Regions from separate parts of the Mus musculus genome. Here all the other regions are linked to region 3. Evidence: chromatin loops called from intact Hi-C (ENCODE). Cell type or tissue: gastrocnemius. All regions are shown on one strand. Links, peaks and the distances in the headings refer to the core of each region. The heading gives the core; the rest is flanking DNA. Region 1 overlaps Arid1b (AT rich interactive domain 1B (SWI-like)). Region 2 overlaps Arid1b (AT rich interactive domain 1B (SWI-like)). Region 3 overlaps Arid1b (AT rich interactive domain 1B (SWI-like)).

The links. Peaks named below come from ENCODE experiments on the same cell type or tissue, not always from the same donor. Only the 100,000 strongest peaks of a DNase experiment are listed, where the experiment ranks them.
Region 1: it touches region 3 in a loop (2.6-fold over the local background); 4 of 42 quality-filtered maps call a loop at or near these places.
Region 2: it touches region 3 in a loop (3-fold over the local background); 3 of 42 quality-filtered maps call a loop at or near these places.

The regions. Positions count from the first base shown.
Region 1 is chr17:5,071,109-5,081,657 of GRCm38, forward strand. All of the region lies in intron 2 of Arid1b (AT rich interactive domain 1B (SWI-like)), which reads left to right. Among named protein-coding and RNA genes, the nearest start is that of Arid1b, 81 kb to the left of the region's middle. In gastrocnemius, for the core only: no CTCF peak of the experiment used is centred there; a DNase peak (open chromatin) is centred at 5,918; H3K27ac peaks cover 754 bases.
Region 2 is chr17:5,127,956-5,138,504 of GRCm38, forward strand. All of the region lies in intron 4 of Arid1b (AT rich interactive domain 1B (SWI-like)), which reads left to right. Among named protein-coding and RNA genes, the nearest start is that of Gm34854, 91 kb to the right of the region's middle. In gastrocnemius, for the core only: no CTCF peak of the experiment used is centred there; no DNase peak of the experiment used is centred there; H3K4me3 peaks cover 223 bases; H3K27ac peaks cover 4,485 bases.
Region 3 is chr17:4,998,174-5,008,722 of GRCm38, forward strand. All of the region lies in intron 1 of Arid1b (AT rich interactive domain 1B (SWI-like)), which reads left to right. Among named protein-coding and RNA genes, the nearest start is that of Arid1b, 8.4 kb to the left of the region's middle. In gastrocnemius, for the core only: no CTCF peak of the experiment used is centred there; DNase peaks (open chromatin) are centred at 5,141 and 9,198; H3K4me3 peaks cover 2,415 bases; H3K27ac peaks cover 5,662 bases.

The DNA.
Region 1 (10,549 bases), core at 1,522-9,521, 73 kb after region 3:
CCTGTCCTGACTTCCTTTAGTGATTGATGAACAGCAATGCCGAAGGCCAAATAAACCTTTTGCTCCCCAACTTGCTTTTTTGTCAGTGTTTCATCTCAGCTAAAGAAACCCTAAGCAGGACATGAGCTGTGGCCATCAGAGATCGTAATCACTGTCCTCCCTCCTTTGGCCCCTCCCCTGTACGAGCCCTTTCAACCTCTCGCTGAGTCTTCTGGTAAGTCTTCCATCTTTGAGGTACACCTTGTTCTGTTACCTTCAGCTTACATGCTGTGTCTTGCTTTTCCCTCTGGGTGAAAGCCGCTTAGCATTGCTTTCCACTTGAGGCCTTGCTCTTCTGGTTCTCTCCGCACACACTGATGCTAAGTTGGAATTGACCGCGGCTGTGTTTCCGATGTTCAGACTGGGTAAAAGAAGCAGAAACAAGCAATAGCTTATTATTATTAGCTTACCCACATTGTCTTTGGTTTTCAGCAGAGAGTGGCTGGCCTGCATTCCCTTTGCAGAGTGTACTGCCCTACAGTGTGCTGTGCTGTACTTTGGGTCTGCTGGGTCAGCTGTCATTTATGTTCCACAGGTCTCTCTTCTTGCTCTTTGTGGCTTATCCTTGGATTGACATTTGCTGTCATCTCTTGAACTGGGCTGGGTCCTTTGTAGCTGTTCTGTGTCCTTAGGACCATCTTCTAGTGGGTCCCTCAGAAATGGAACAGAGAAGTAAATCCAAGGTCTTGCGTGTTGGAGAATTATCTTTATTTTACCTTCATATGCAAATTACAGAATGACTGAGAAGAGAATTTTGGAAGTCACATTCCATGAACATGTGTGTGTATACATGTGTGTACATATATGTGCATATACTTACATATATGTGCACATTTATACACACGTTATTCTGAAGCCAATTGATGCACACCTACATACACACACATATGATTACATTTTTAGATACAGGAATTCACTATCTAGCCACTGCTGACCTGGAACATGCTTTGTAGCAGGATTAGATTTGTCTCTGCCACCCAAGGGCTGGCATTAAAGGTGTGTACCACCATGCCAGCATTCGGAAGTGGTCCTCACCATCTCTACTGGCTAGTTTTGTATCAACTTGACACAGCTGGAGTTATCACAGAGAAAGGAGCTTCAGTTGAGGAAATGCCTCCATGAGATCCAACTGTAAGGCATTTTCTCAATTAGTGATCAAGGGGGAAAGGCCCCTTGTGGGTGGTGCCATCTCTGGGCTGGTAGTCTTGGTTCTGTAAGAGAGCAGGCTGAGCAAGCCAGAAGAAGCAAGCCAGTAAAGAACATCCCTCTATGGCCTCTGCATCAGCTCCTGCTTCCTGACCTGCTTGAGTTCCAGTCCTGACTTCCTTGGTGATGAACAGCAATGTGGAAGTGTAAGCTGAATAAACCCTTTCCTCCCCAACTTGCTTCTTGGTCATGATGTTTGTGCAGGAATAGAAACCCTGACTAAGACACCATCTTAACCACTTATGTTGTCCTGGGATCTGAAGCCATTTCTGGTTTTGCTCCTAAACTTTGCTATTTCTCTGTGCCTCCCCACCCCCACAATGGTGTAGCTTCTGACTTCCTGGTGTCCTTGAGCTCCATCTCAGCCTGGCCGCTTCTTTGGCCATGCACCCTGACTCTGAGTCACACAAACACCCTGGGACTCTTTCATCTCCAACGTTATCTCTACCCTTCATTATTCCATGTTTTGTAGTCTCTTCCCTTACTGTTCTTGTTAGGATGTCGACTCAGTGTGCTCCGTGGGGCCCTAGTGAGCACCAGCACCCCTCAGCCTCAGCCTGCTGTGTAGCTGTTGCTTCTGGTTTGGGGCTTAGGGCTATTTCTCTTCTGTTTTTCTTTTTTTTTTTTTTTTTTTTTCCCTCTTGGTTACCCTTTGTAGATGACTCCCAGTTCCAGCATTATATATTTAATTTACAAAAGCTCTTTTTCATCTCCTCAAACCTTCCCTTTCTTATCCTTAATTTCTTTGTTGTTTTGTTTGTTTTAATACAATCCTGTTCTTATTTCAGAAAACCATTTTTCTCTGAAACATAATTGACTGTGCTCTGTTTTACACAGTTTCATTTTCTTCTATTATGTCTCTTTTTAGGTTTTTTTTTTTTGTTTTGTTTTGTTTTTTAAATTCTATTTTATGTTAGGTACTTTCTTAAACTACCAAGAAATCTCAGGTTGTCTGAGTTTCTGAGGAGAGATTGGGTTGCTGGGCATTGGTTGCCGATTGTGTGGAGAGGGGATGGAAGTTGGTCCCTCCTAAGTTTGCATTTATATCTATCTGTTCTGTTGGTTTGGCCTGGTGTTAACCCAGGCAGAGGATGCTGGCATGCTCTTAACAGAGAGGATCTTAGCATCCAGCTGCTGCTGCTGGTGGGTTCCAGCAGTGCTTCTGGGGCCTCCGCTTAGCCATCTTACAGGAGTAAGACTGGCTTCTTCCAGGATGAGGGAGGACAAGCTGAACTTCATGGGAGAGGATCTTCTTGGTCGTTGCTTCTTCCTCCCATGTTTAGGCTGTAGATCCCTTTCGCAGCCCCTCGCATCTGTGCCCGCCAGCTGCCGCTCTGCCCTTGCCTGTATCCAGGGCCATCAAATTCCTGTGCCCTGCCAGCCTTTCTGGTCCACTGCATGTAAGCAGCTCAGGTAGTCACTGTCTGTCCGTCTGTTTATGGCTTCCACATTTTGCTGCAGTTGTTCCTGTACTCAGGAGTTTGTTAGAAGAGCAGACAGAGCGGGCAACCAGAAGCAAGCAGTATTGCCATTTTGTTTAGGAGGGAATGACTCTAGATGTGAGCTTGAACCTGCTACCTTCCTGCAGATGTCTCTGTAGGTTATAAATGTGGAAGTCAGAAAGGTAGAAGTTTGGCTTCTTCTGTACCTTCAGGTCTGCTTGGGGTTTTCTCCTGCTCCGTACAGACTTTTTTAACTTCTGTGAATATGTACACAATTGTGGGTGACAATCTGTCCAATAAACAGAATTTTTACAGACATTAAATATAATCAACAGCCTCAAAGAGTCATGTATATTCTGTTTTTTGTTGTTGTTGTTTTTTGCCTCCCCCCCCCCCCCCCCCCACCAGTGGCTTTGATTGTTCACATAAATTGAAAATGCGGTCTCTTTTGTGTCTTGGAAGTTACTTCATTTAAATATGACTTAATATACTTCACTCTCTGTGCAGACATCTTAAAATTACTTGTGATCACAGTCTGTCCTGTAATGTCACTGACCTACACAACACATCTCACACAGCATAATAAGAGTTGTTATGGGCTGGAGAGGTGGCTCACCAGTTAAGAGCACCTACTGCTCTTTGGAAGGTCCTGAGTTCAAATCCCAGCAACCATATGGTGGATCACAACCAACCGTAATGAGATCTGACGCCCTCTTCTAGAGTGTCTGAAGACAGCTACAGTGTACTTACATATAATAAATAAATGAATCTTTTTTTTTTTTTAAAAAAGAGTTGTTATAATGCTGTTTGTTTCAGAGATATTTCCCATTAACAATATGTGGGTCTCCCTCGCCCTCCCCCTTCCCCTCCCTCTCCACCCCCTCCCCCCCCCGTGTGTGTGTGTGTGTGTGTGTGTGTGTGTGTGTGTAAGTGGTCCATTGGCACATTCCTTTCCTTCCCTTGCTCTCAGCACTTACCACACTTTTGGCTCCTGACAAAGGGTGTGTTGGGCAGACTGTCCTTCATACCGTCATCCATCAGCCCTGTACTCCTCCTGTAACTGCTTCTGTAGCTGTGGACTTTCTGGAGTGTGTGCTGGAGCATCCTCTGGGGAACCCTCCTTCCCCTTCCTCCCCAGATGTCCACAGTTGACACTGTTGTCCGGGACATTGCTGGAGCTCCTGGAAAGCAGCACAGGCAGGCAGTTATCTCACTGGACAAAGTCTGTGCAAGAGGTGCTTGTGGAGGGCAGAGGGCCAGGCCGGGTGCCCTGGTGGGCTCGGAGGTACAGCTGGTGGTTGGTGTTGGCTAGAAGGTTTACCTGCTAAGGGCAGGAGTGTGTGCTGGGAGCCCCTTTACATGGATGCAAACTGGGCTGAGCAGGATGGGGGTGTCCTGCCCTCATCTTGATAGTACACGTGCATGCACATTGTTTGCTGTGGAAGGGTGGCCTAGATGTGACACTGGAATGTGTGATTTCCTAACCAGCTGCATCAGAAAGTACTTGAGTAGTACCCAAGTAGGGTCATGATCAGAAAGACATGTGATCTTTTTTCCACTTTGTTTGTATGTGGAAATCATTGCAGATGGAGCGGCTGGTAACCCACAGACATTTATTCTTTCAATGTGGTAGTCCAAGACCAATGTGCTGCCAGGACCTGTTTCCTGATGCGTGGCCCCTGCTTTCTGCATGTGCACCTGGAAGACAGGGGGCCACCTGGGTCTGAAGTCTCATGTAAAAGGTCTCTCCTTAAAGCTGACTATCTAATTACTCCCCAAAGGGTGAGCTCCTGCCACCTCACTGTGGCCACGAGGGGTAGATTGCCAGTGTAAGCATTGTGGAGGGATACTTAAGACAAAACTTAATAGTGAATTAGTTATTTTTGTACAAAGCCACCCAGAACTATATATGATAGCTCTTTAGATATTTAAAAAGCTGGGCTTAGTGTCACACACCTTTCATCCCAGCACTCAGAAGCCAGAGAGATAGGTGCATCTCTGTGAGTTTGAGGCCATCCTGGGCTACATAGTGTTCCAGGGCTGCTTGAGCTACATAGGACTGTGTCTCTGAGGGGTATGAGGAGATTAAAAGAAAAGATTTAAAGATGAATTTTGGTTATAGTTTTAATGATTCTTGTGGTATTTTCTATTATATCAGTGTGGAATAGGAAGATTTTAAAGAATTCAGCTACATTGTTCTAAAAAGGTGTCAGTCTCAGAATAGCAATCATGGTGATACACATTTTTAAGGAAGTCATAGCTTGTAAAAATTACTCATTGAAAAGTCTTCCTTAAAATATCTGTTTCCATTCAGGATGCTCATTTCTTTTAAATTGACATTCATTGTAGGAAATATTTGTATGTTTTAAAAATGAGTTTAAAGACTTGCAACTTTGTGTCAAAGGCCATATTCTCATAGTAACTTTAGAAAATTTCCTTAATGATACTTCCTGTACAACCAAGAAATAAAACAAAACACAAACAAACAACAAGCCCCAAATGTTGCCCGACATTCGCAGGCCTTGCTCAGGAAGAGGGCCACTCTTCTTTTGTTGCTTCAGGCTCTGCCTGTCAGAAGGGAGGAATAATTATGGTTTTTTTTTCTTTCTTTTTTAGATTAATTTGTACATTTATGTACATTAAAGTGCTCAGTGTAATTTACTATATTTGCCTTATAAATATTGGCAGAATTCCATCCTTAATGAGTTTGTAGGTCAGTAATCCAAATAAACCTAATTTACTGAAAACAGTGAGCTAAGGGCCTCTATAGTTCATATTGATCTGGCTGTCTGAGGGGTTGGCTGGACATGGGGACCGTGTCTACTCTGCTTTTCTCACTAATATCAGACTTGACGGTATGTGAGCAGAAGTCCACCAAGAATTAATGACAGATAGGATATGAAGAGATACATTTGTCAAAAGTGAACTTTAAAATGGATTCCTTAATAGAGAGTCTTAGAAACAAAACAAAAATAAATGTGACATTATCTTGTGGGAAAAATTAGTTCTGAGAAAGTTGTAGAGTCTCATTTAGCAACTTTAGACACCTGTTGAAAATATTTTAAGAATATCACTTCTATAACATTTCCGTGTTTCTTGTTATAAAACATAACAACTGACAGCTATGACTATTACTAGCTCTGTTGTGAATGGTGCAGTAAGCTGTGAGGCTGGAGCAGGGCCAGCCATGGATAAGGATGCCCATGCCCGTCGTTCCCAGAGGGTCACCATCCCTGTGGGAGTGTTACCCATGCTTGCTCTCGTCTACCTAGGCAATTCTAGATCTAACTCCTGGATTATGGTGTCCTTGAAGAAGGACAGCTGGTGGCTAGAATGCCCCTACTGGCCTGGACCCCATTCTCTCATGTGACAGCAGACAAATCTGGGGAGAGCTTTGTGCATTTTGGAGAACACCATCCTTCCTGCTTGTGCCAGCAGTGCCCTTTTGTAGTGCTGCGAAGCTCAGAGCCCTACTTTGGGCTTGAGGGCTGAGGCAGGGTTCGGGCACAGCTTCCTGTGAGATGGCTGTGTATGGCAGACCCAGCCTAACGCGGAATGCAAAGCACCCTGGCTCCAGAGGCTGAGCATACCTGAATATACCCTTACTCTAGGGCTTGGGGTAGCAGATATAGTAGCACATTAATTAACTGAGGTAAAGCTCAGTCTCTGTCTTTGATCTCGATAGCTTACATTTTTCTTGTGCTTTCTAGCTTTATTTATAAGAGCTTGTTTGAACTAAGTCTTGTCAAAGATCAATCTGTGTGGTATTTTAGAATCCATGGAACATGAATTCTCAATCTGCCAGGAAAATAGAAAGCCCTTGAAAATCATATTTAACATGGGGCATACATCACATGGATAGGTGTATAAGAATTGTGCTGTGTTTGAACATAATCTGTATGCTAATTTTTTAAAGTATTATGTTGGACTCTGGAGCAAATCAGAAATAGTAGGTTTTACTAAATCTCATTCTCTTGTAGCCATCCTTAGTAATGATTCTCCTTCCCCTGACTGGCAATTTTCTTTATGTTTTATAGTTGAGATTTCCATTCTTGTATTTTAATATGTGGAACCTTTGGGTTTCTAATACACTAGAAATGCCTTTATAGTTTATCTCAATAAATTTGATGACTAGAAAGTAAGTGAGCCCTCTACCCTTTTGATAATCTGCAAGAAGAAAGACGACTTGCTAACAGAGATGTACCAGCAGGGCTGAATCTAATAACTTTCCTGGCTTCGTGTTTATTGTGTACAAAGGTGGTGACATTTTGCAGGTCAGGAATACCATAGCTTATTTTCATGTCTTGTTCTTTGCAATACCTAGCTAGCCCGGTGCCAGACAGGCCATAGGTGGCGGATTAGAGAAGGGCTTGCTAAGGGAACACACGGAGCAACCCCCCAGCAAACGCCACAGAGGGTTCTGTTTACCTCTGTCGCGGGCAGGGTGGAAAGCAGTCTCGCACAGTGCTTTTGAATGTTATAACCATAATAACAAGGTTCCCCTTTTTTCTCTGTCCTTAGTTTTAGAAGGTACTGAGACTGAGTAAACAACCCTCTGGATGTCCACCGTGATTTTCTGATGTCTGTGATCCTGAAGTGTGTGGTGGTAGGAAGGAGTGCTGGGGTAGACTCTGGACTTCAGCCTTGGCCCCTCAGATCTGTGTCCTTTTTGTTGAGCAGAGCATGAATGTTAAATATGTTAAAGCAAGCCGCTGGGACCTGGTGTTTGGTACATCATCACATCCTGTCTCCCCATCTTCCTTGTCATCCTTTTTCAATTCTCACTGCTCAGTTTTAGGCATTGATTTTCAGTCTGTATTGTTTAGTGACTTGGTAGACATTCATCAGTCATTTCCCTCCTTCAGGTCCGACTAGGGCAGAGAGAGGCATGAGGTTTAAGCACAGTGCTGAGGGATAAAGCTGCTTTATCCCCTCGCGCTTCAGCCTGGGGACACTGATGTCACCCGATGGTCACATGCAGCTTTTACCAGGGATTGCCTCATGCAGCCTGAGCTGGCAGGCCTCCTGGCTCCAGGCCTGTGCATGAAGCCTTTCTCTCCTCTTCTTCCTCTCACCCACCATTCTTCCCAAGACACCATGTAGGCTGAGCCTGTGTGTGCCATGTTGGGCAGGCTGTTCTTACCGACTTGGAAGCTTTAACTGGGAGCAGGGAGCTTGCCTTTCCCTTTACCCTGGTACCTTGAAAAGTGTCTTTCATAGGATGGTGCTATTGGGTATGGGCTCTGTGGGTCAAGCACAAATCAAACAAAATATTAATACACTTTTGTTTGTTATATTAAAAGCAGACAGTGGTCTGACAGAAAGTCTGCGTATGAATACTGCATTGAATTCCACGTACATGATGTACAGACCAATGAAAAATGTTAAATTTTCAGGTTTGATTGTTTCTTCCAAAAGAGATTTTATAGTACTAGTAGTAAGAACAATAACAACAACAAGTCCTTAGAATTCAGTTAATTTTTTTTCTGTATATATTCAAATTTCAGCATTTAGTGGTGTTGAACAGAAGATGGGAAACATTGAAATGTGCCAGGAGGCCAGGTCATGCACAAATTTTGATTTCCATACGAAGCTAATTGTAGCTTAAAGACTGCACTGCCATTGAGTGGGCTCCGCTGTCACTACAGTGTACAGGAAGGAATCCTTCGACGTAGGATATTGATGCTTTGTGAAATCAAAGTAGGCCAAAGGGAGATGAACTAATGCTAGTCTCTACTACATTCTAAACATGTGGAGGAGACGTTAGGATTTCTATAAAAATCACTGTGAGAGTTAGTGACCTATGACCACCGGCAGGGCCCAGAGCTAAGGGACAATGAGGCTGAGCATGGGAGGATATGCGATGGAGCATGGGAGGATATGCGGTGGGAGGATATGCGATGGAGCATGGGAGGATATGGGATGCAGATGCTGTGATTTGGTGTGGTCTGTGTCTTTGTGGTCTGCTTGCGCTTTAGAGCTGTGGCACACAATGAATTGTCTGCCACTTGGTATGTTCAGGACTTTGATCTGAGGCGCCTTCTCTACTGAAAGGAGAGCCTGGGTTCTGGGTCTCTGGATGCCTCTGGGGGTCCGGGTTCCTTAGTTCCACCTGTCTCCCAGCCTCAGGCCTGCACTATGGAACCCTGTGTAGTTTTGTAGATTAAAAATACAGGGACAGGCTGCTGGTAACTTGTTCTAGTGTGACAACTCATGCAAGAACCTCTTCTGTGTGGCAGAGCACCACCCTGCTGTCCTGGACTCTGACATCACCTTATAAGGGACCCTTGACCTCTACATTTTGCCTCTGTTTGTGACTTGATATCCCTCATCTCTTTCTTGTCTTTTTGATGAAACTTTGACTACTTCACAAAGCTCAGCTGCATTCTGCTTTGTAGTCCTAGTCTCTTTCCAGAAGGTCTGCAGTATCATGTTGTGTTGCATGCTGGGAAGGGAAACATGCATCTTAAAGTAAAACAGCTTGTCTGTGCTGATAGCCAAATACTCTCTTTCAAAAATCACTTATTCTTTAATTATGCACCTGTGTGCACTTGAGCGTAGGTGTAGGTGCCCTCCAAGTCCTGAGGCATCCGATTCCTTGGAGCTGGAGTTACAAATCCTTGCAAGCTACCTCGAGTGAGTGCCGGGAACTGAAGTTGGGCTTTCTGCATAAGCAGTTCACACTCCTCACTGCCAAGTCATCTCTCTAGCCCCACTCTTGGTGCTAGAGTTTATCTCTCTTAAAAGACTACCTTGCAGTCCCTTACTAAGTACAGTTGAGAACCCCTTACCGAAAATATCTGAGGCCAGGTTGGGGTCTTCGGGTTTTATTGCATCTGCATTTATAAAATGGGCCGCCTCAAGGTGTGGGACTCTAAACAGGACACTGACACACAGTCTGCAGGAATTTAATACAGGATTTTTACTTGTGTTTTGACCTGAGACCAACACTTGAGGCCAGTTGTCTAGTGCACCATTAGTACTTACACAGTTTGTTTTAGATAATGAATGTTCAGCCAGAATAAAATCTAGATAAATGCTTGTAGCTGATAGCCATTTACTACCCATCAGGCTGTCTTGCCTTCATTAAACTGACCGTGTGTATGCCGTGTGGTAGAAACCACAGTTTGTGAAAGAAAAGGTTTCTTTTGGGAAGCGAATGTAGGCGTGCACGGATAGTGAGGTGTGTGAGCTTTGCACGGTCAGAGCTGGGGAACTAAACAGAGTGTTAGTAACTGGACTCAATGATGGCCGTGATGAGGAAGTTCCTGAGAGAAGAGCGGAATTGTTTGCACAGTTCAAAGTGGACTGCTCTTATAAGATGAAATGAGGAAGGCTAAGTGAGGTGAGATGCTTCACAGTGCCAGCCAAACTGGCTGCCCGGTGGCTGTGCAGATCTTGGGCTATGGCTTGCCACTGGGCTGTTTCTCCCTGCCAGCTGCTGTACACGGGAAAGCCAGGCTCTGTTTAGATTTAAGCGTGTGGGGCTTTTGTCAGTGAGTTGTTTGTTGTTCCTGGATCTGAGGTCCCTGGGGGGCGGGGCAGGGGTCACACTGAAGGCTGCATTGCCACACTTTGTTGTTGTTTGATAGTATGGAGATTGACAGTGCAGATTAGAATATAGAGTGTTACATGGTATAGAGCGTTATGTAGTCTAGACTGTTGCGCAGTTCTGGTCTTGCTGTTACAGAGCACTATGCTTCTGTTAGCAAATGCAGCAAATGTGATGAGAAGTCCCATGTTGTACATTTCTGTGAGAAGCATTTTATATAACATGATAAATATTTCTGTTTCTATAACCTGTTAAATATTTCTGTTAAAGACTTGCTTTCCCCGAAGTTGCAGAGGTGCACACTGTTGGA
Region 2 (10,549 bases), core at 1,192-9,191, 130 kb after region 3:
TAACTTGAGCCACTTGAATGCAGAATGCATGTTCTTAGTAAAATACTAATGAGTGTATAAAAGGGAGTAATTGAAAAAAAAAGAAGGCTCTCCTTTTTTCTTCTTCAAAAAACCAATGTCTGTCTTCTTAGACGTGGAGAGAGCCATCTCTGTGCTCCAGATTGGAAAGAGCCACTTTGTTGAACCTGTCCCCAAACCCCAGGTAGATGGGGGTCACAGTTCTTTCTGCTTATCCAAGCTCACTGTGCCTGCCCTGCTCTGATAGTACTTGGGAGGAGGCACAGTGGTGGGCACTGGGGTAGATTTGTAAATTGGCTATTTTGGAAGTTCCCTCACGTCATTAAAACCCGATTCCTGACCCCATCTTCCTCAAGCAGAAAAGTCGGGAGATTGACGTGCAAAGAGTTGGATTTTCCACAGTCAGCTAAACAGTGCTGTGTCCCTCTGTGGAGTTGCCCTTTTTGAAGGGAGTGGGGTACTCAAGGCTGATAGTTCTTACAGTAGCGGGTCTTAAACCGGACAGTAGATGCCTTACAGAGAATGCTGAATACCTGTTATTATCCAAAAATACACCTTAGGGATAAAGTATCAGCCTGAAAGTCCTGCCTTTAAGGAAAGAGTCTGGTTTGTCTGTGTTCACTTTAGTCTTTGATAACATCAGCTGTTATTAGGGGCTGTGCGTTTTGAAAACGAGAACATTGCTGTTAGGCTAATGGTGCAGTGCAGTTAAAATCCATGAATTTAATACTATGGTTCCTTTGATGATTGGAAACCAGTGAGGGAACACAGAGAAGCAGTCACTTAGCTGGGTCCTGATTTCCTAGTTTTCAGCGCAGCCCTAAGCCTATCTCAACCTGTTGGCAGGTTTCTGCAGAATTTAAGTCTACCAGACGAATGGCTGCTGGGTGAACTCTTTGGAAAGTTTTTTGTTTGTAGCTTGAACTTGATTTAAATGGTTGTCATGAAAAGGTTAAGAGTGTAGCTGTCTTACATTGATTGATCCTTCTCAAATCATTTTAAATGCTTTAAAAAATTACAAGTTAATGAAAGAGAAATCTTATGTGTCTTCACATAGCTCTGAGAGTTCAGGCATGGTTACTTCTTGTTAGCAGTTTGCTTAGTGTTCCTAAGTGTCAGTAGCCTTACACTGTCAGCAGGGTTACAGAGTTCCAGGGGAGGCACTGTACAGGGTGGGGGCTCCCCAGGGTAGGTGGGGTCCCCTAGGCAGTGTGCCCTGTGGGTGGTTCCTCTGCCATTGTAACTTTTGCAGAAATTAGCCATCATTGGGCCAATTTCAAACTAAAGATATGAACATAGTTTTGATGTCCTGGGAAACTGGAAAAGGGACACATGGCTTTTTGTGTTTTACAATGTAATGTTCTTACTGGAGAGGCTAATGTGCCACCCAGACATCGCATTCCCTCAGACCGGGAGAGCAGGAAGAGACACCATGACTGTCCTTCCTGGGGTCCCCATGGCCCTGTTGGTCATGTCAGAGCGAGAAGATAGAGCTGAGCAAGGCGGCAAGTGTTTGTCTCCTTTCTTCCAAAACAGCATCCCACTTAAATATGGATTCTGTAAATGAAAATTCAGTTAAGACTTGAACAGTTTAGACTTCTTCCATGAAAAGAAAAGCCTAAATACAATGGAAAGCTTGAATAAGGGAATATTTTAAAAGAACTGTAGCCTGCTTTTAAAGCACTAAAATGCTTGTGCACCCAGTGTTTCCTGACTGACTTCTTCAGTCTGGTAAAATAAATGGAAATTTCTTTACCTTTAACTTTATTTACTTGGTTAGTTTGGGAAAGCACCCAGAGCCTTGTGCTCACTCTGCTGTCTGTTACCTAAATTCACTTCCCCAAAGTAGGGAGGTTCAAACTCGGTGTAGCCAAGGCATTTGCTTAGGGACAGCTCATTGACTTTCAAAAACTTGTTTCAATTTTAAAAACAGATTTCTAACTAAGTTTACTTTCTGCAAACTTTCTCATCTAACATTCTGAAGATTTCCGTTTAACATGTGGGGGAAATGAATTTCAGCCCATTCTGTAGGGCTGTCAATTAGTTCTTGAAAAGTTAACGGAGGACTATGGGAATGCTGTAAAAATAGACTGGCCAAGCCAGAGGCTTCGAAGGGCTGGGACATAACTGATTTGCAGGATATTGGTTTTGATAATAGAAGGATAGTGATGATCTATAGTTGATAAATGAAGCTCATTAAGTAAGGGATGATAAATGCATACACTCCTGATTAATAGAAACATCTGCGCACAAGATCTACTCTGCTTACGGCTCTCTGCTGACCTGGGTGGGGCCCTGGAGCCTTTCTGTGGCTTGACCTAGCTGTCCAGGATGCAGGCATGTCCCAGAGTCACCCCCACAGCCCTAAGCCACTGTGCCTGACATCTTCTCTGACCGGCGGGTGAGTTGGGGATGGGAGGCAGAGGAGGCAGAGCAGGAACTTGAGCCATCAACCAGCCTGAAGATGAGGTGGCAGGCAGGTCTCTGTGTTCTGAGCATGTGCCCAGAGCCTGAACTTGAGCAGGTATGCAGAGCCTCAGGACACATTACAGTGGTTATTTTCCTTCCTTGTATGAGGATCTGTGATTCTCAGGACCTATCACACCCTTTCCTGCTGTCTTGGTTTTGGCCGTGGTACCCACAGGGCGAGTGCCACACCCTCGCCCTGCCTCCAGGCCGGGTGATGTTGTCCAGTGGGACAGCAAGGGTGCTTGGCTTCGTATTATCCTACTTTACTGGGAAATGGCTCTCACTTTACAGATTGTCACTTTGCAGGTGATGAGAAGGCACACATCTGTTTGCTGTAACAGGGACATGTGACCAGCAGGCACTCACACTAGCATCCGTGCACTGGTTACTAGTATTTATGTTTTTTTGGATCTAGAAGTAACTATTCTTAATATTAACTGTCAGTTTAAGAGTTGGAATAAATAGAAGGTTCCCCCAACCAAAATCTTCTTTTCTTTTGCCACAGTGCATATGACTTTAGAGCGTGCTCCGCGCCCCCCCCCCCTCATCTTTTTCTTTTTGCCTTCTCTAAATTGTTGTAAAATAACTGAATGGTCTTGTTTTCCTTTGTTTGGGTCAAGAAATTTTAGCTGAAAATTGTTACTGTGTGAAAGAAGATTATTGACTCAACAAGCCTTCAATTTTCCATGAATAACACTCCCACCCCTAGCTTCGGGTGCACGCTGCGCATGCATTCTATTTTAAAATACAGTCTGTAATTTAAAACAGGCAGTTGGATGCCCCACTGAACTTTGTTTAAGCCTGGAATAAAAGAGAGAGAAAAGCTTTAAGCCGCAAAAAGGTGGCTAAGCCTCCTCAACTGCTTGTCTTTCTAATGCATCCATCCTGTTAAAGAGCGAAGCTTGCAGGTAATGTTGCCAGCTGGTGCCACAGCTGGTTTCGCCCAGTTTCAGGCTGTGCTGTGGAGATCTAGTCGCTTGTTTCCAAGACCCCAGGAGTGTCCATTGGCACTAGCCAGTGTGTATGTGCTTACACATATGGTAGTTCAATGCATGTGTGAATATTATTTCTGATATTAATTAGTTAATTAATTTTTTTCAAGGCAGGGTTTTTCTGTGTAGCCCCGGCTGTCCAGGAACTCAATCTGTAGACCAGTCTGGCCTCAAGCGCAGAGATCCTCCTGCCTCTGCCGCTTGAGTTCAATGATTAAAGGCCTGTGCCTTCACCACCTGGCTCTGATTCTAAATGAGTAATTTTGGCAATCATTTGTTATAAGGTAGCTACTGTTGTGTTGGTGTTATATAAAATGGCTTTAGGACACAAATGTTGACCACTGGACTGTTTGCTTTCTGAGATTTAGAAAGTGCTCGCTTGGAAGTAGCGTGCATCTTTCACCTTCTCTTCCTTACAGAAACGACCAACTTGCCATGACTCGTATGGAAGGCACGCTCTGTCAGGGGACCTGCTTGTGCCAGTGTTTCGTGGCCTCAGCCCAGCTCTGCTCTTGAGTAGCTAAGCCATGCTGCCTCAGGGTGATTGCTTCTCCTCTCTGGAAAATGACTTCTGTAGACTGAGTTGCCTCAAAACACCCTTGATCTCCTTCATGGTCACTGTAGGCCTTTTCTGTTAGTATTTAAGAAAGAGCAATAGAGCTGAACTCTCTTCCCTCCTTACAGAGCAGAGCGTCAGGTGCGTGAGGTGAGTCTGCAGGAGGCCCTCTGTGTGGCTCCTACTGCCCCTCATCCTCCATCCTGGTGCCCTTTATATTTTTGTGAAGGGAAACATGGGCTTTATTTAGGAACTTTGGCCACCAAAGAGCCTAGACCTTGTTTGGCCTTTTATTACCAGAGACATGTAGCAGCTCAGAGGCTCCCGCTGTGCCCTGCTTATGTGATTCGTGTGGTAGTCTTTCTTGGGCAGGAGTACAGGACGTCTAGGGGAAAGGCAAGTCCAGGAGAAAGAAGAGAAGCAAGAACACCTGTCGGTCACCGTCTCCGCAGGCCTGCTATACAGTGCAGGGTGGAAAGCGGTTCAGGAGCAGGCTGCAGGACTCAAGTCGTGTGCGCTCGTGTGGGTGTGCATGTGCGTGTGTGTAGGCCAAGAATGTCTCCCTGCACTGGGCAAAAGGGCAGCCAGCCTTGTGAAGCAAGACAGTCTGTGTTCTCTGAACTCTTCACTCCTTTCTAATGTTGCCAAGTTTATTACATGTGCTGTTAAAGTTACCAAATAAATACTTTGTTTCTACAAAGATTTTAGATTTTGATTTGGGAAGTACAGTGAGTGTGTTACCAGTCTTTCTGCTTATCTTTACTAATTTTTGCTTTCTGGCATGCGTTGCGCCATGACATGGTGAGCATCCACTGTAAAGTAGGCCAGACAGAGTGAGTCACAGTCCACCAAGGGAAGGTAACAGCTTCCTGCTACCCCACCCTCCATCTCTGTGCACTCTTCAGTGTCCCTAATGCTGTGATGCGGACAGGGTCTTTCCTAGTCTTTATTTCCCCACTGCTGCTGTTGCCTGCCTAGGAGCAGTGCCAGCCCCTGCTCAGCACTGGGGGTCGGGTTGAGCTTTTGTAGTTGGCTGCTCTGGAGTAAGGCTGCCGTCAGGTAGTAACCCAGCACCTTCTGAGGACTGTTTTCAACAGGCTTACTTGGGAGCGGGCGCTTCAGTCAAAGAATTGCATGCACTGCTAATAAAAGAAGAGTCACTGCCCTGGGAGGGGCCATGAGCTGGAAAGATGCCTCCCAGGGCTCTCAGGGTTTCTGTGGCTGGACAGCATGGCCCTCCCCACAGAGTAATAGTAAAGCCGTTAGCTGTTAGGTGTCTTCGTGGGCTGTCTCACTGACTTTGCTTCTAGGATGGCACAGTGTGTGTTTTTAAGAAATGTGATCCCAGGCGTGGTGGCACACTGGCACACGCCTTTAATCCCAGCACTCGGGAGGCAGAGGCAGGTGGATTTCTGAGTTCGAGGCCAGCCTGGTCTACAGAGTGAGTTCCAGGACAGCCAGGGCTACACAGAGAAACCCTGTCTCAAAAAACGAAAGAAAGAAAGAAAGAAAGAAAGAAAGAAAGAAAGAAAGAAAGAAAGGAAGAAAGGAAGAAAGGAAGAAAGGAAGGAAGGAAGGAAGAAAGAAAGATGAATGACAGCAATTTTATTCTCCAGTGGACATAGATTCCTTTGCATTACTCAATTTGATATACTTTTGACTGATTGACTGATTTTTGCCTATTTTGGAAGAATATTTCTTAGTTTAATTTGCTTCAAATTCCTCTTCCCTGAATGAATATATTTTTCGATGTATGCATTTGTGGACCTAGAATATAATTGTCTTTTTTCCTTATGGAGGGTTCAAGTGACAGAGAACTTGATTTTTTTTTTAGCATGAAATTTTCAGAAGATGTTCTCTTTTAGTCTGTAGAAAAGGCTACCCCGTTGAGCAGCGTGAATTCAGTTGTACATTTAAAGTCCTGCAAAGGACATGGTGCCTGAAGAGATTCTTCTCAACGCTGCAGATGTCCTTGCTCTTCCTGGCCAGGGATACAGCTCCACAGCGGAGCAGTTTCTCACCCCGTTGTACAAGGTCCAAGGTTAGCGCTCCATCCGGACTCAGGAGGGGGGAGAGCTCTCCACCCCAGCCCCCACCGGTGTCTTCATTCTACACCAAGCCTCTGCCTGTTGTTCCCCAGGGGAACAGGGGCCTTTGCTTTAGACATGCACTGGTTTGGGTTTAGTGGACTTTTTTTTTGGTTGGTTGGTTTTTGTTTTTGTTTTTGTTTTATGCTGTTTTAAATGCTGTTTTATGAGCTAAACCCGGAACACATTATAGTCTCCAAAGATAATTAACAAAGCAAAACAGGATTAATATTAACCAGTTTACATGTGTGCATTTTATGTATTTAATTTGATTCAGATTTTGTCTGCTTTGAGCTCAAATTCCCAGATGTGGAAATAGAAAGTGGCCCGTGGTCGGCTGGCCGACGCAGTAGCCTCACTTCAGTCCGCTGCCCATCTCTGGCAGCTCCGCCCAGCTCCAGGCTTCACAGGTTACCACGTGCTGCCCTGCCGGCTTCACACTCACAATGGGGTGAGCTCCCTTTGAAGTGCAACTATTTTGCCCAAATATTTTTTGAGTAACTCCCCTTGCCCCTTAGGCTTTTCTTAGCATCCCTGTATGTTGACATCTTCAAATAGGGTACAGACTCACTCTCAGAAATTAAATTACATTTAACAATTAATGATTACTTCTTATGCCTAAATGGGTGTATTAGATGTAAAAATAACAAAAGAAATAAATTAAAGTTTTAATTATTTCAGTAGTTTCTTATGAGTGTCACTAGTATATTATTTTGAGACAGGGTCTGGTCTCATTGTGAAGTCCAGGACCACTTAAACTCAGAGAACTGCCTGCCTCAGCCTCTCTGCTGCTGAGAGGTGTAGCCATGTGCCACTGTGCCTTGGTTAAATTTCGTTTTTTTTTTTTTTTTTTTTTTTAACTATAACATCTTCCATTGTAAGCAGTCAACAGGGGTACTTAATATTCTTTATTGCTAACTAATATCTACATACAGTTCTAGAATTCTCCTTTAGCCTCGCGATTTTGCTGTTTTATCGAAGTTTCCACTGTTTAGCAGTCTAAGCAAGGCTGCAGGGATGTTCTGCCTTAAGCTCTCTTTGGACAGTGCTGTGACACTCCTGTGCCCATGCTGGCTCTAGGGAGGACACGGCACACGCCCTTTGGGTTGAGCTCCTCGTCTTCCTGTGAGCTACAGGAGCACCAGCTCTCTTGGCAGACTTCTTCAGATATCTTGATTATTGTTACTTGGTTGACTTTTTAAACATAAAGACAGGCTATTAAATTCCTACCCATCTTTGATACATTATGGTCAGTTTGGGGTTAATGATTTTTAACTGTGTGTTCAAGCTGACCTTGGTGATGCCATCTGTAGGTCTAGCTACCGTGGATTCCACAGCAGGGTTGTTTGAACTCAGGAGTTCAAGACCAACTTGACCAAACATAGTTAAGGTTGACAAAACATTCATCATTCATGCAAGTACGTTCAGTAACTTTATGGCCTAGAGACTTCATCTTCAACCCTTTACATGTGTGTGCGGCACAACACATACAGATCCTCACTAAAACACGTCAGTCTATGCGCCCCCACCCCACCCCCACCCCGCTTTGCACTCGGAGCCTGGGGTCCGTGGCTCACCAGGCCTTTGAAGCAGGAGTGCCTCTGCCGAGGCGGGCAGGTGCACTGTGAGCCTGCTGCCTCAGCCCTGGTCCCTGACGCCAAGCCCCTTGTGCATGGCTGTGTGAGTTCTGCAGTATGGAGCCTGCTGCGACTCCTCATTTCAGTGAGGCTTGTTCACACAGAAGGAAAGATGAGACGAATGTAGCTGGAGATTTTATGATAAAATAAAAATTCCCACAGACTTGGACTTCCTCTTCCTTCCTTGTTGGACTACCAAAGCCAAAGTCATGTTTGATCGGGAGCAACTGATAAAGAGGCCAAACCCTTTAGGGTTCACGTCATAAACTAGATCTGAGGAGTTGCAGACGTAGGCCAGGCAGGTGGCATTCCAAAGTGTCCTGCTCATCCCCGTGCCCAGTGTGGTCTTCAGATGGGAGTTGGTGACAGAGCAGCAGTTGTGACTTGAGTTCACCCTTCTGGCTTCTACAGAAAGCTCTAGACAGCAGATCTGGAGGAAGCCTGAGATGGCCCCTCAGGCTTGCATGCACTTTCAAGCTAGGCACCCAGTGCTACCCCTTAATTGAAACTGCTTGTGTTGCCAGGTGACAAAGGACTGTAATCCCCACACTCATCTCTAAAATTAAAAAAATCACGCATGTGTGTGCTCGCAGGTATGTATGTTCCCCTGTGCACATATATACGTGTGCAAATACACTTGGAGAGAGGGGAGGAAGGATATCTGTTAATAGCAATATTAAATGGTAACCCCATGTATGCGGTCTCTGACTCTTCATCCCAGCTGTTTGGATGATGATAGGTAAAGCCATCACTTTGGGGTATCCATGGCACTCACACCTTACGGTTCCTCCTCCGGGTTCTCTGCTGTTCCCTCAGTTTCAGTTATCAGTGTTTAACACAGAGACCCCATGAAGATCTGGGGAAGATTACAGAGGAAATGAACATGACTGTCTTTGAAGTGGACAAACCCCTGTTCTCATTTTTAGTGGCAGCCTCTGGTGTCCTTGGTGTCCTGGGCAGCTCAGCTCTGCTTTTCTGTTCAGCTAAAGACCTAAGGTACATACAACAGTCGGATGTGAAAGGTACCATAAAGACATTTCACCCTCCAGATGCTGTATTTAATACAAAGTGCGATCCGACGCTCTAACCTAATGCTCAAAGTCTTTTTCTCTATGGAAGTGTATGAAAGCGGCTTGGGTGAATTTTCTTGCAGCTGTCCGTTACTGCTTTTTGCTTGAGAATTAGAAAGAAATGTGTTTATTTTGTATGGATCAGTGGGCACCTTTAATGGCAAGAAGCTTGCTGTGACAAAGGACCGGGTCTCCTGTGAGGTTTGTATTCAGGCTGTGCTTCTGGAAGGACTTGAGTTGACCTAAAGTCACACATTCCTATGTAAAGAAAAGCTGTTCTAAGACATTACAATTTGTTGGGGGTGGGGTAGGATGGAAAAACAAACGAGCCCGGATAATGATGTGACCGCAAATGGAGGTCCAGTTTAAGGCTGCGTCCCAGCTACCATGGTAAAGAGAGAAATTCAAGGTTATATAATTTTTAATATAAAGGCAAAATTCGTTATATCTTAGGGAACTTCACCTTCTATGATTTTGTAGAAGGAAATGTTCTATAAAGAAACATAAAATGATCCTGAGAAAATAATGAAACTGATATGGAAATAGAGGCCTGTTCTGTGCAGTAAGAGCCGTGATCCCATATTATTTGGAAGCTTATAGGGGTCTTGAATGAGACCTTCCGGCCCACGTGAGTGGACAGGGTCCTGAGTGAGGCCTTAAGTCCCGCCCACGTGATGGACAGTTGAAGTCCCGCCCACGTGATGGACAGTTGAAGTCCCGCCCACGTGATGGACAGTTGAAGGGTTTTCTAGAACTCGATTGACTTGTTTAACTGTCAAAATTATAAATCTAGCAATTGTGTTCAAAGGAGTGGTTTATTGAGCCCATTTTTATATTTCATGGAAACTTTTAAAATAGTTCCCTTAATCATAAGCATGTAGCAGAATAAAAACTCAATATAAAACTTAATAACATAGCTAAATTGCAAGTAGTTTTATAATCTTTTTCTTTTGAGATAGGTGTGCAGGTGACGTTTTCCTTTGTCATTTGAAACTTCGGGTTTGTGTTTTCATGGGAGAAATTGGCTTTTCCATTAGTTATGAAATTGGGGGGGAATGTGATGGCTGGGACTTTGGGTGCTGGCCCTGTTCTGGTGACTTGCGGCCACCGTCTGGTGCATGTCACCCACTGGTGAGATGTGAATTCAGTCTCTCATGAACCTCTAGACTCGGGCTCACTGTCAGGTGTGAGCTTCTGAGAACAGGAGGCCTGTCTGTCTGTCTGTCTGTCCAGCACTTCCTGAGGAGGGACTTGCTGGCCTGACTCCTCTGTCTCCACCCCAGGAGAGGTCAGGGGAAGCAGCTTGGGCCTCCAGGTAGACTTTAGTCACAGCTCTTGACCCTGTAAAGAGAGGGTCTGGGTGCCTGCCAAGGAGCCAGCAGGGACAAAGGACAGCAGCCCTGATGTGAAACTGTCTCTCCTTCTCCTGGGTAGGAAGCTTGGGCTGCCTCTCAGGTCCATGAAAGGGGTGACTCTGCCGTTCCTGCTTCTATAAGAAACTAACTCTTAGGCTTATAACTAGTCAGCAGAAAGTGAGTTCACGCTACATTGTGTTTATTCCTGCAGACAGTAATATAATAATTGATCTGTCTTTGTTTGTGGCCTACCTTCATTATCTTGTTCCTAACTTCAAGTAGAAGAAAATCATATATATAAAACTTTTCAGGATGACATTAACTCCAGCAAGAGTCTCCTGAATTTCCACAACCACACTTGTCCA
Region 3 (10,549 bases), core at 1,767-9,766:
TGATTTGTAGCATATAGAAATGCCCCCCCCCCATACTGTTTTTTTTTTTTTTTTCCTCCTATTTTGTTAGGCTAAGTAATGTGAGCTTTATTCAAACTGCTTTTGAATTAGAGCAAGAATATTTAAGGCAAGTTCTACTGGGTACTGTGTCTTCCAAATAATTTTTCTTCTATTCACATCTTAATGCTGTGATGTTTTCTGATCTATTAGAAGGGAGTAGCAGTGGTTTGTTTGTTTGTTCATTTGTTTTTAATTTAGCTCATTTGTTTTAAGGAGGTGTGCTTTACAATTAATTAACTGTGGACTTGAGGAGAGACCTGGTTGACTTGGCACCTGATATCTGCTGCTTCCAAGTCTACATGGCTCACGGAGTTCTACTTTGATAAAAAACATTTCCCTGTTCTAGATGGAAAACTTGGGGTTTCAATTTTTGTCTTCGACCCACAGAAAGAGAAGTCCATGTAATAATTAAAACTTCTCATCTTTGTAAGCTATAAAGGGAGGAAGCTAGAAGCAGTTGTAGGTTCTTGTTACTTTAGAGGGTTATTTCTTAATGGTACCAATCATTGTAAGTATTTTTTGTTTTCTTGGAATGAGAGTGTATCCATTATAGCCTCGGTGGCCCTTGGGAATAGCTTTTTTTATCTCAGAGAAAAAAAGGGCAGACATATGACCTCAATTCACAGATTTCTTAGTTACCTTACCGGTAACATGTAGATTGTTTCTTTTCATACTTTTATTTTTTTTCCTTTTGTTTTGCTTTTGGAAGGACAGTATTATTTAGTATTTGTTATGATAGCTGTGTTAGGTAGCCACTTGTCCACATTATTAAGTTATGCCAGGCTATAGGTCATAAATTACAAAGTCATATTAAATAATGGAAAAATAAATCTGTTTTTGGCTTTTAATACATTTAGTTTCATTTTTGATTTTAGGCAAATGGTTTGTGTTGGATGGCAATTTTTTTTTATTATTTTTTATTTTTTTGTTACTGGGAATAAAACCTGCCTGTTGTTGAAAGAGGTCTTTTAAAGATTGAAATAAGCCAGTTTATGATTTTTTTTTTAAATGTAAGTATTTAGATAGAGCCAGTCTCAAAAGGAGTCCTAAGGACTGCTCACATATGTAAACTTTTAGTAAGTATACATTTGTCTTGAATTCTGTGTATGTTATTTTATTTTTAGTTTATAGATATAGTAAAGTGTAAGCTAGTTTAGGGTTACAAGGCAGGAAGCCCCAGGATTCTTCCTTATTTCTTAAAATGAAGCTAAGATATAGTGTCTTATAAGGTCAGTCCATCCCCTCTTCCACAAACCTTAGGTTGCTTGGTACTTCAGATCTTATCAAGATGCCACGATGGCCTACATTTGTATATTTGCCTAGGTATAGATGACTGTTATCTGGTTGGGTGAATTTAGTAGCCATGGCTCATACAAAAAGGCCTATTATTTAAGAAATAAAAACACCCCCCCCCCATATAAAAAATGTAGGATGTGTGTGTGTTTGTGTGTTCTGTTGTATGGGATGAAAATATTTGTAACTCAAAATCAGTTATGTTAGGTACCTTGATTTTTTTCTATTACTTAATTTTGACTATTTTTATAATAGTTTTAAGACAGCGAGTAGAAAATTAAACTCACATTAATATTAAGTCAGATTTATTCCTGGCATATGCTCTTCCCTTTATTCTAACTGGAAATAACCTTTCTCCTGTTTTCCTTTTGGTTTTGTCTGTCTGTAGTTAAGGATGCATTTTTGGCCAGGCTTTTGGTCACTGTATTTTTGTCCGCATCGCATCGTGTGAGAAATGTGTCCTGGATATGGGTATAACCCAGAGCACGCTTGGACACATTAACCAATGCACTCTAACCAATATCCTGCTTCCTCACTGAAGCCGAGAGAGCAACGTCTTCAGTGTGCTCCGAGAATACCAGTAATTCTGCTCTGAGAACTAATTTGAAAAATACAGGACTAGCTGCGGGAAGGTTTAGTAATCTTACCGCACAGCACACAGTCACCTTATAAAGAAATCAGTGTAACGGGGGTGGTGTTTTCAGTTCTGTTTCTCTTATTAAGGGAGCATATATTCCTTTATAACTTGGGCTGGTGTATGTGCAAAGGTGACTTCTGATAGGGCAGCGGCATCGATTCCCTAGGCTGCACACCAATGTTACTGTCACCATCGGCAAACCTAGAACAGGATCCTTTCTATTATTTAACCCTGTATTTTCCCAGCAGCGGTGACTTAAAATTTTACTGGGTCTATGAAATTTCCCAGCTTGTTCTGGGAGCAGCGCAGATGCACTTGGGTCTCGGCAGGTTTAGGGAGGTGGCCTATTGGCCTATTGGCCTATTGCTGGTTTTTTTTTTTTTTTTTTGCTATTGCTGTGTCCAGCTGTTGCTTGTTGCTGCCCAGGTCCTGGAGCCCTGTGTTCTGAGCCTTATTTTGTGACTCATGCCACTTTGATTTTGTAAATGTGATATTTATGTTTGATAGAACTGCTGTGTGTTACTTAAAACAACAGATTTATGGAAAGCTGAAAATGAATATTAATAAGAATCCCATTAATTTTTTGTGTAATATTTACATTTACAAAATAGATGTTTTGAAATTTTTATGGCACTATAGCAGAACTATTTTTACTTAAGGGGCCATAGGAAGTTTTGGAACTGGGGCATTGTGGCCTGTGTGTGCCTTTTCAGAGGAGTGCTCTTTTCCAAGAGGCTTCTGTGGTTCTCTGTGGCCCGGGAAAAGCATGCTACGTGCTTGCTGTGGATGCACCCTTGGAGCTGTGGATGCAAGCTCGCTGTGCATGCAGGTTTGTTGTATGTACAAGCTTGCTGTGTGTGCGCTCATTACTTTGTATGTGTGAATGCTGTGTGTGCACAATTGCTGTATGCATGCTTGGAGCTGTGGATGCGTGCTTGAGGCTGAGGAATCCCAAGGCTCAGCCCTTGTTCCCTGTGGTGTGGGGGAGGAGCACTGTGCAGAGCTGCACACACCAAGGTGTTTATGGATCACAGATGCAGAATATTTCGCAGTACAGTTAGGCCCGGTTTGGAGGCTATTTGCATAAGACTAACTGACCCTTTTTGGTTTAATTAGGTGACTGAATAATTAACACGCGTCGGAAACCTTGATGTACTTCAGTGGCTTTTTTTTTTTTTTCTTTTTTCTCTTAGAAGCTCAATGAGTAGAAACAGATTCAGGTATCATTAGTTACTACCTGAGTGTCCTTAGGAATCTGTTCAGATTACCTGTGCTTCCATTTGAACAAATATGTTATTGATATACATTTACTGTCATGGCTCACCGTTTACACCAAGTGAATTTACTGGAGTGTAATTACGCACGGCTTCAGTAAGGTTTCACCAAATGTACTTTACTTTTGAAGGTTTGTTATTATTATTCTTATTATCTTAAATTTAGAGGCAGTTGGATGTTCCCAGGCTGGCCTGGAACTTGCTATGTAGCAGACGATGACCTTGAACTTCTGACTCATCCCCCTGTGTGCCAGGGTTGCCAGTATCGGCTGCTAGTATAGTAGATTTTGTGTGTCCCTGGGATTGAACCCAGGGCTTTGTGTGTGCTGGGCAAGAACTCTACTCATTCGGAACAATTTTAAGCCAACTCTTTCTTGAAGTTGACTTAACTGTAAGTAGGACCCAGCACGTTGTTTCCAAAGTCAGCTCCGTATGGGTGAGTGCCAAGTATGTTAGGAGGCTACTGCTAGCATGACAGATAACTAATGGGGAAACGAAATTGTTTCTTACAGTGATGTTTACTTCCAGGCCAGGCTGAGCATCCACGGCAGACAATGGTGTCCATTGTTAAAGGCAGCAGACTCTGGAGTGACCTGTCAGTGGACAAGGGGCAGCCTGTGCTGACCTTTAGGGTGCTCTCTCAGCATTCTGGCCTTGAGGAAATACGAACGTGAGAGCCAGGCAAAAGTTCTCTCTTATTAAGCTATTCTGGAAGGGAGTCGAGTTTGATGAAATCTAGAAAATCCTGGATAACAGGACCACACCTTTTCTTTTTTGGAATAGATTGCTAGAAAATGACAAGTGTTTAGATGTGCATCTTCTTACACTGGTGAGGCATCGACAGTATAGAACTTGCTGCTTAACGGTTTGTAGGCATGGTTGGGTAGCACTAGGGGGTATCTCATTCATGCTGGCTTCTCTTCAGGCTCTTCTCCTTTGTAAATAGCAAAGAGGAGTTGCTTTTTCTCTGCTTTGTGTCAAACTTTGACCTTGCTGCCTCTCACTGCATGTTATAATTAGGCTTTTTTCAAAAATGCCATGTCATAGTTTATTAGTAAAAAGCCTTCCTCAGGTTCCACTCGGGCACCTGTGATGTTTTTCTTTTTAATCTTATTAATCGGTTGACTTCTTTTGTAACGTTGAGATTGTGGATTTGGTTTTTTCTGGAGATGTGTGATCATGTCATCATTGGCCATGGTATCATAAGGGAGAAACCTGGGGTGTTGTATGATTGGATGTGGAAATAAGCTGTCATGATTACTCTCTCTCTCTCAACCTCTCGCTCTTTTTAAAGATTTATTTACTTCTCTTTTTGTATATGATATATTTTGGCCATGTGGTTAGATCCTTTCCTATGGACAAGTAGGTTTGTGTATATGTGTGTGTGTGACAGAGAGGTGTGGCACACACATGTTTATATATTTTAACACTGCTGATCTTGTAATGTAGTTAGCTCTTGAGTTATGGATAGACAATATCAGATCCTTCCACTGTGTTGGGAAGCAGCAACATAGATGCGAACATTAGCATTTATGTGTGCTATGAGGTATGTGGCTGCCCCAGACACCCTCCTAGCAGCAAGTTATTTATAGAACACCCACATTTTAGCCAGTGCTGCGTAGACACAGGCAGTTGTGTAGGGCCCCTATTGCTCCCTTTTGGGTGATGCTGATGCTGCCAGGGCCTGCCCTGATACCTGGACCATGAGTGTTTGGGGCCTTGGGCTTAGAACTGGCTCATTTTAGCGGTGTGAATGGCAACTGTATGGTTTTGCAGAGTAGTGGCCTGATTTGGGGGGGCCGGGGATGGGACCTGGGAGGAGTGGATTGTGACAATGCAAGGAATTGCAGGTTGCTGTGCTGTGGCAGATGATGCCATCTCCCGGTCCTTCTAGTCAGTCACTGGCTTTGCGCCAGTGCAAAATGTTGCTCCGTTACAGAGGATAAAAACCCAAACTGGAAAATCGAATCATTATACAGAATGGTCTCTTCTTTTTCTCAGCTTTCTGCCTCACGCAGACTTTTGGAAACAGGGAACAAGTCTATTGGGGAAGCGCCTTAGCTGGCTGGGTATTTCTGGGAACTGTTTAGATAATGCACGCTGGCTGAGCAGTACGGCAGCCACTGCTCCAGGTCCTGAAATAAACCTCAGAAAGCCAGGTGCAGTGATTAGCGGAGACAGTTCCATATTCTCAATGTGGGTTTCTGGCTTTCTGTTGTGGGTGTCTCAGAAGTTCATTTACTCTTCAGAAATGATTGGGAATCCCAACATTGATCTAGGAGTTGATATCTAAGTTTTGAAGCATTACCAACTGAATTAAGAATCCATAGATTTTCTTTTTGCTGTTTATATGTAATTTTAAATAATAAATTCACTTTGCCTTAGTGAGCTATGGGTAACCTTGGAAGTGGAGGTAGAAAGTCTTGCCAAGTAGGTAGTTTTCTGAGGAAGCGGATTCAGGGACTGGCACACGTGTTCTCTTTAGTTCTGGGATGGTTTAGGGTTAAAGGAAGGGTGACCATAATGAGACACTCTCTCCTGATGGAGTCTAGCAGGCTGTGACTGGGAGTCTAGCAGGGCCATGGCTAGGGGTCCAGCAGGGCCATGGCTAGGGGTCCAGCAGGGCCATGGCTAGGGGTCCAGCAGGGCCATGGTCAGGGGTCCAGCAGGGCCATGGCTAGGGGTCCAGCAGGGCCGTGGCTAGGGGTCCTAGTTGTCAGGCGTGGGTACTTGTTTTCTCTATCCTGAAAGGAATTTGCTTTTCCGTTTTTGGGAATGTTGCTGGCAGGCTGGTTGCTGAAGGCCTTCAGTTCAGTGTAGCCTTTCTGACAGACCCCAGGGTGTATGCCCTTAACTCTGCCTCCCTGCTTTCCCGAGTGAGCGTTCTCTGCCTTGCTTCAGGGTACGGTCGAGGACGAGGCTGCCCCATCAGTTAGGTGGTATTTATCCCTGTCCAGCTCCACACTTCATTGTTGCTTTGTCGGCCCCAAGTAGCTGTCCACCATGGCCTTGCCTCTTCAGCTCTCAGGCTTGAGTGGAAGCAGAGAGCTGTGCAGATACTCAAAGCACACTGAGTGCATGGGTGTCCCGATGGGGATGTCTGGTGATGTGGGAGGTCCTCGTGAGTGCATGTCATGGTACTGCCAGTCCTTTGCTTGGGACACAGCTCTTTCTTACACTGTCTGTTTATACTGTGAGTTGCCTGTCTGTGCCAACTCTGAACCCAGGTTCCTCTTGATTAAGTGCATTGCGTTTGCACTCTTGATCGCTGAGCCATTTCTCCAGCCCCCGTCCTTTTGTTTTGATGCTGAGAGTTAGAAAGCTAGAACAGCCAAAGCTCAGTTTTCTTTCCAATGAGTGCTAAGTGCTGTTTGGTGCCTTACACACAGAGTCAGTAAAGCTCGGGCTCCATGATTTTCCCTGGGGAAGGATTAGAAACTCCTAGGGCTTTGCAGAGGAGAAATGAAAGTGAATGAATGGCTGGACTGCTTCTCTGTTCTTGTGCAAAAGACCACGGCCGTGGAAGCTAACTGGGGGAGCTCCAGGTGGGGCAAAGCCAAGAGCCAGAGATAGAATATGGGGATGCCCAGTGCACCCCAGTACATTGTATGGTACCCCCAAACAGTACTGGGGAGCAGAGTGTCCTGCCCGAGGAGACCTTTAAAAGGTGGTTGGTAGTGTGTCTACAGTGACCCTGTCCTGATTCCTGCTGCTCCCTCTCAGGTCTCAGTTCAGTCAGGGCTCACCCTTTTAGGAACCTGAGAGCTAATCTTGGATATGATGGTGATGACGAGAAAGGGATTCTCAGGTCTTGATTGTCATTTGTATGATGCATTCTCCTAAGAAATGGCTTGCTAGCTGGGCATACCCCCGCACCTACGATGCCAACTGCTAATGTGTTCAATGTGTCTCAGCTACCTAATTGAGTTCCAGGACAACCCAAGTTACAAAGTAAGGCCCCTCAGGAACAAACAGTGAAGTTCAGCAGTGCCCTTCGATCTGGTCACTTGGTCATTTACCCTCACCTCACTGACAGCCTGAACCAGGGTTTCAGGGTAACAGGAAGGAAAGCTGCTCTGGACTTGATACCCTGGGGGAAGGTGAGAGGCCAGCCACTCAGCTTGAGGGAGGGATCTGCTCTATGCTTGTGTGTGTGTGTGTGTGTGAGAGAGAGAGAGAGAGAGAGAGAGATATGTGTGTGTGTATGTGTGAGTGACAGAGAGAGAGATGTGTGTGTGTGTGTGTGTGTGAGTGAGAGAGTGTGTGAGTGAGTGAGAGAGAGAGAGAGAGAGAGCAGGCAGGGGGCAAGAACGCTCCTGGCTGTCAGCTGAGACTTTGAAGACAAGGGCAAGAGCCAGTTAAGAGCAGGACACTGGGGATGGGATGTTTATTGTCTGTGTGACTCCAGGCAAGTCATTTCAGTCTGTGCTTCCTGGTTCAAGGAATGGGAAAGACAGGGTTTCTCTGTGTAGCCCTGGCTGTCCTGGAACTCACTCTGTAGACCAGGCTGGCCTCGAACTCAGAAATCTACCTGCCTCTGTCTCCCGAGTGCTGGGATTAAAGGTGTGCATCACCACGCCAGGCTTCTATGGGGTTTTTTGTGTGGACTTGATTAGGTACCATGGTCAACGAAAGGGACCTTTTAATAGAGTGACAAAATACAGTGTTTTCTCATCAACAAAGACCGTAACTGAATTTGGTTTCTTTCTCTTGTCGTTAATTTAACAGTCTATCAGTTTTTTTCCTTCAGAACAAATAGGTTAATATTTGAAGCTTATTTCTAATCTAAATCACCTCAGATTTTTTTCTGATATTTCTTCCTTTGCCAAGTAAAGGAAAACTGAGTTATTGAACAGTTGTAAAATGTGGGCCATAGTTTTCAAGGCTGCTACTGGGGTAGGATGGCAAGGCAAATAGATATGCAGAGAATATTTGTAGGTTGTTAAATTGTGTGTTGTTTATCATAGAGGGCTGCTCTTTGATTACTGAGGAAGTAACTCTTGGCAATTCATTAATTTGCATAGTTTGTTGGGTTTGTTGAGGGTTGATTGAGTGACTCTGAGCTCTAAATGTTGTGTTGAGAAAGAATCTTGGTAGACAACTTCCAAATTGGATCTTTTGCTTCTAATGAATTTTCGCCATGAATTAGGCAGGTTAAAATCGTAGTTGTACTGCCTACGAGTTTGCTGGCTTTGGAAATGGTCCCTAACCTCGCAGAACCAGACCTCAGATTCTGATTCTGTTGGCTGATCCAGAAGACAGAAGGGGTGGGGTGGGGGTTTGCCTAGTGCAGGAGGGGAGTTGTCCACAGCCCTTGGGCTTCCATCAGTCTGTCCTTTCACCTGGTGGGCACAGTGTGAGGCCAGGCTGTCCCTCCTCTGTGAGGAGCTCCTGGCCCGTGAGCACCTCCAGACAGCAGTATTGACTTTGATCCTGTAGGAGTTGTGTGTCTTGTGAAGTCCCTGCGATTTCCCATATGGCCATAGAGCTCCTGAAGGAAGAGAAGAAAGGAGGCATCAGAGGAGGAATATTATTAGCATGTGTGTGCTTGGACAGCTTGTAGGAGGATGGCTTTTTAGCCTACATGCTCTTGTGAGGGTTTTTATGGTTCATTGAAAAACTGATGCAAAGAGTTTGTCCTCAGCTGTTAAGATATTCGAGCGGCTAGAAGTCAGCGCGTTGACTGTCTGTGTGTCTAGCAAGTCTGTATAGAAGGGTGTTGGATGAAGAGTGCACTCCAACGTCAGGTGACTGACTCAGCAATGCCCTAAGCTTCATTTGTTTCCAACATGTGATCATTTTTAGGACTGTCAAAGGTTCATGTGAAACACTCTAGGTAGTGTGCGCTGCACCACGTGACCAAAATATTTTCCCCTGGCTGCTTCAGAGGCTGACTGTCGCTTCTCAACAATTTTACTTGTTGGGCATCCTGCCAAGACGTTTAAGACAGCCCCTTACGTGAGCCTCCGTTCTTAACCTCACACTGAAGTGCCGCGACCTTCACATATGTAGATTAGCCATGTGTTCTGTGAATTGAAACTGCCGCCTCAGGAAGAAAGCGGCTTTCTTTATTCCAGTGGGAATTTGACAGCTATTCATCCCTGACCTGGGCAGAGGTAATGCAAGGAGATTGGACTCACATGGAGCATGGACAGATAACTCAGGCGTGTGCTGGTGCGCTGGTACGGAAGACTCTCCAGGTCCTGCGGTGTGGGCACTGGCAGAAGTGTTATGCAGACACTCAGTGTCCCTGTGGAAAGGACCCTTTCCGTTGTGGGCATCTCTAATCCATGCTGAATAGCCTTTCCAAATTAAGGTTTTGTTGTTGTTGTTGTTTTGTGGGGTTTTTTTTTTTTTTTGCCTTTTTTCTCCCCCCTTCCTTTCCCCTGCCCTCTCTCATTTGTTTGTTTATTTATTATTCATTTATTTGAGACAACAATCTCACCATGCAGTACAGACTGGCTAGTCTAGAATCCACTGGCTTTCCACTGTTTCCTGAGTGCTGGGATCACACAGGCAAGTGCCTGTGTCTGGGCTTTGAAATAATTGCTGAATTTTTGTTTTTTGTTTTTTTTCCTTCCCTATAGATATTTGAAAACAAAATGCTTTTCTTTTGTCTTTTGTCTTTGTTTTGTTTTTTGTTGTTGTTAAAACAAAATGCCTTTCATACAGTGGACCATATGGGTTATGTGTATTTCATACAGGCAAGCCTTTCAAAGATACACGGTTTTGGACCTCGGGGAGGTGTGCTGTACACGTCTGAAGTGAGCTCGTATGGTTTTCCTCACTGGAGAGTTTTATATTGATGAATGCAATTAATGAGCCGTGGGTTTTTATTAGGTAAGAGTAGTTTGAAAGCGTGTCTCTCTGTCTTCTTAGTCAGTGTCTGTGGAGTCACGGCTCTGCACGGGTGGCAGCTGAGGTACTTGATGGGCTTGGCATGGTAGAGCATTCAGAAGGCACAGTTCTCATTGTGCGATTAATAGATCTGAAGTGGCACTCGAATGAGTTCTTGGCGGAAGGCGGGGGTCTGGGCGGTGTGGCGCTTGTAAGTGGCCTTGTGTGGCTCTCAGGCAGAGCCCTTCCTATGAACACTCTGCTTTATGGCATGGGTCAGAGCCTGGCTGTCCCAGTGGGTTCAGAAGGGCTCACTCCTCTGTGGGCCTGGTAGACCAAGGAGAGGAAAAGCTGCCCTTCTGACCTGAGGAGAACTTGCTTCTTTCTACTGGGGAGGGAGTGGGGGGATCATTTTTACAAACTGAGAAAAGTGGTTGTGACGACATCT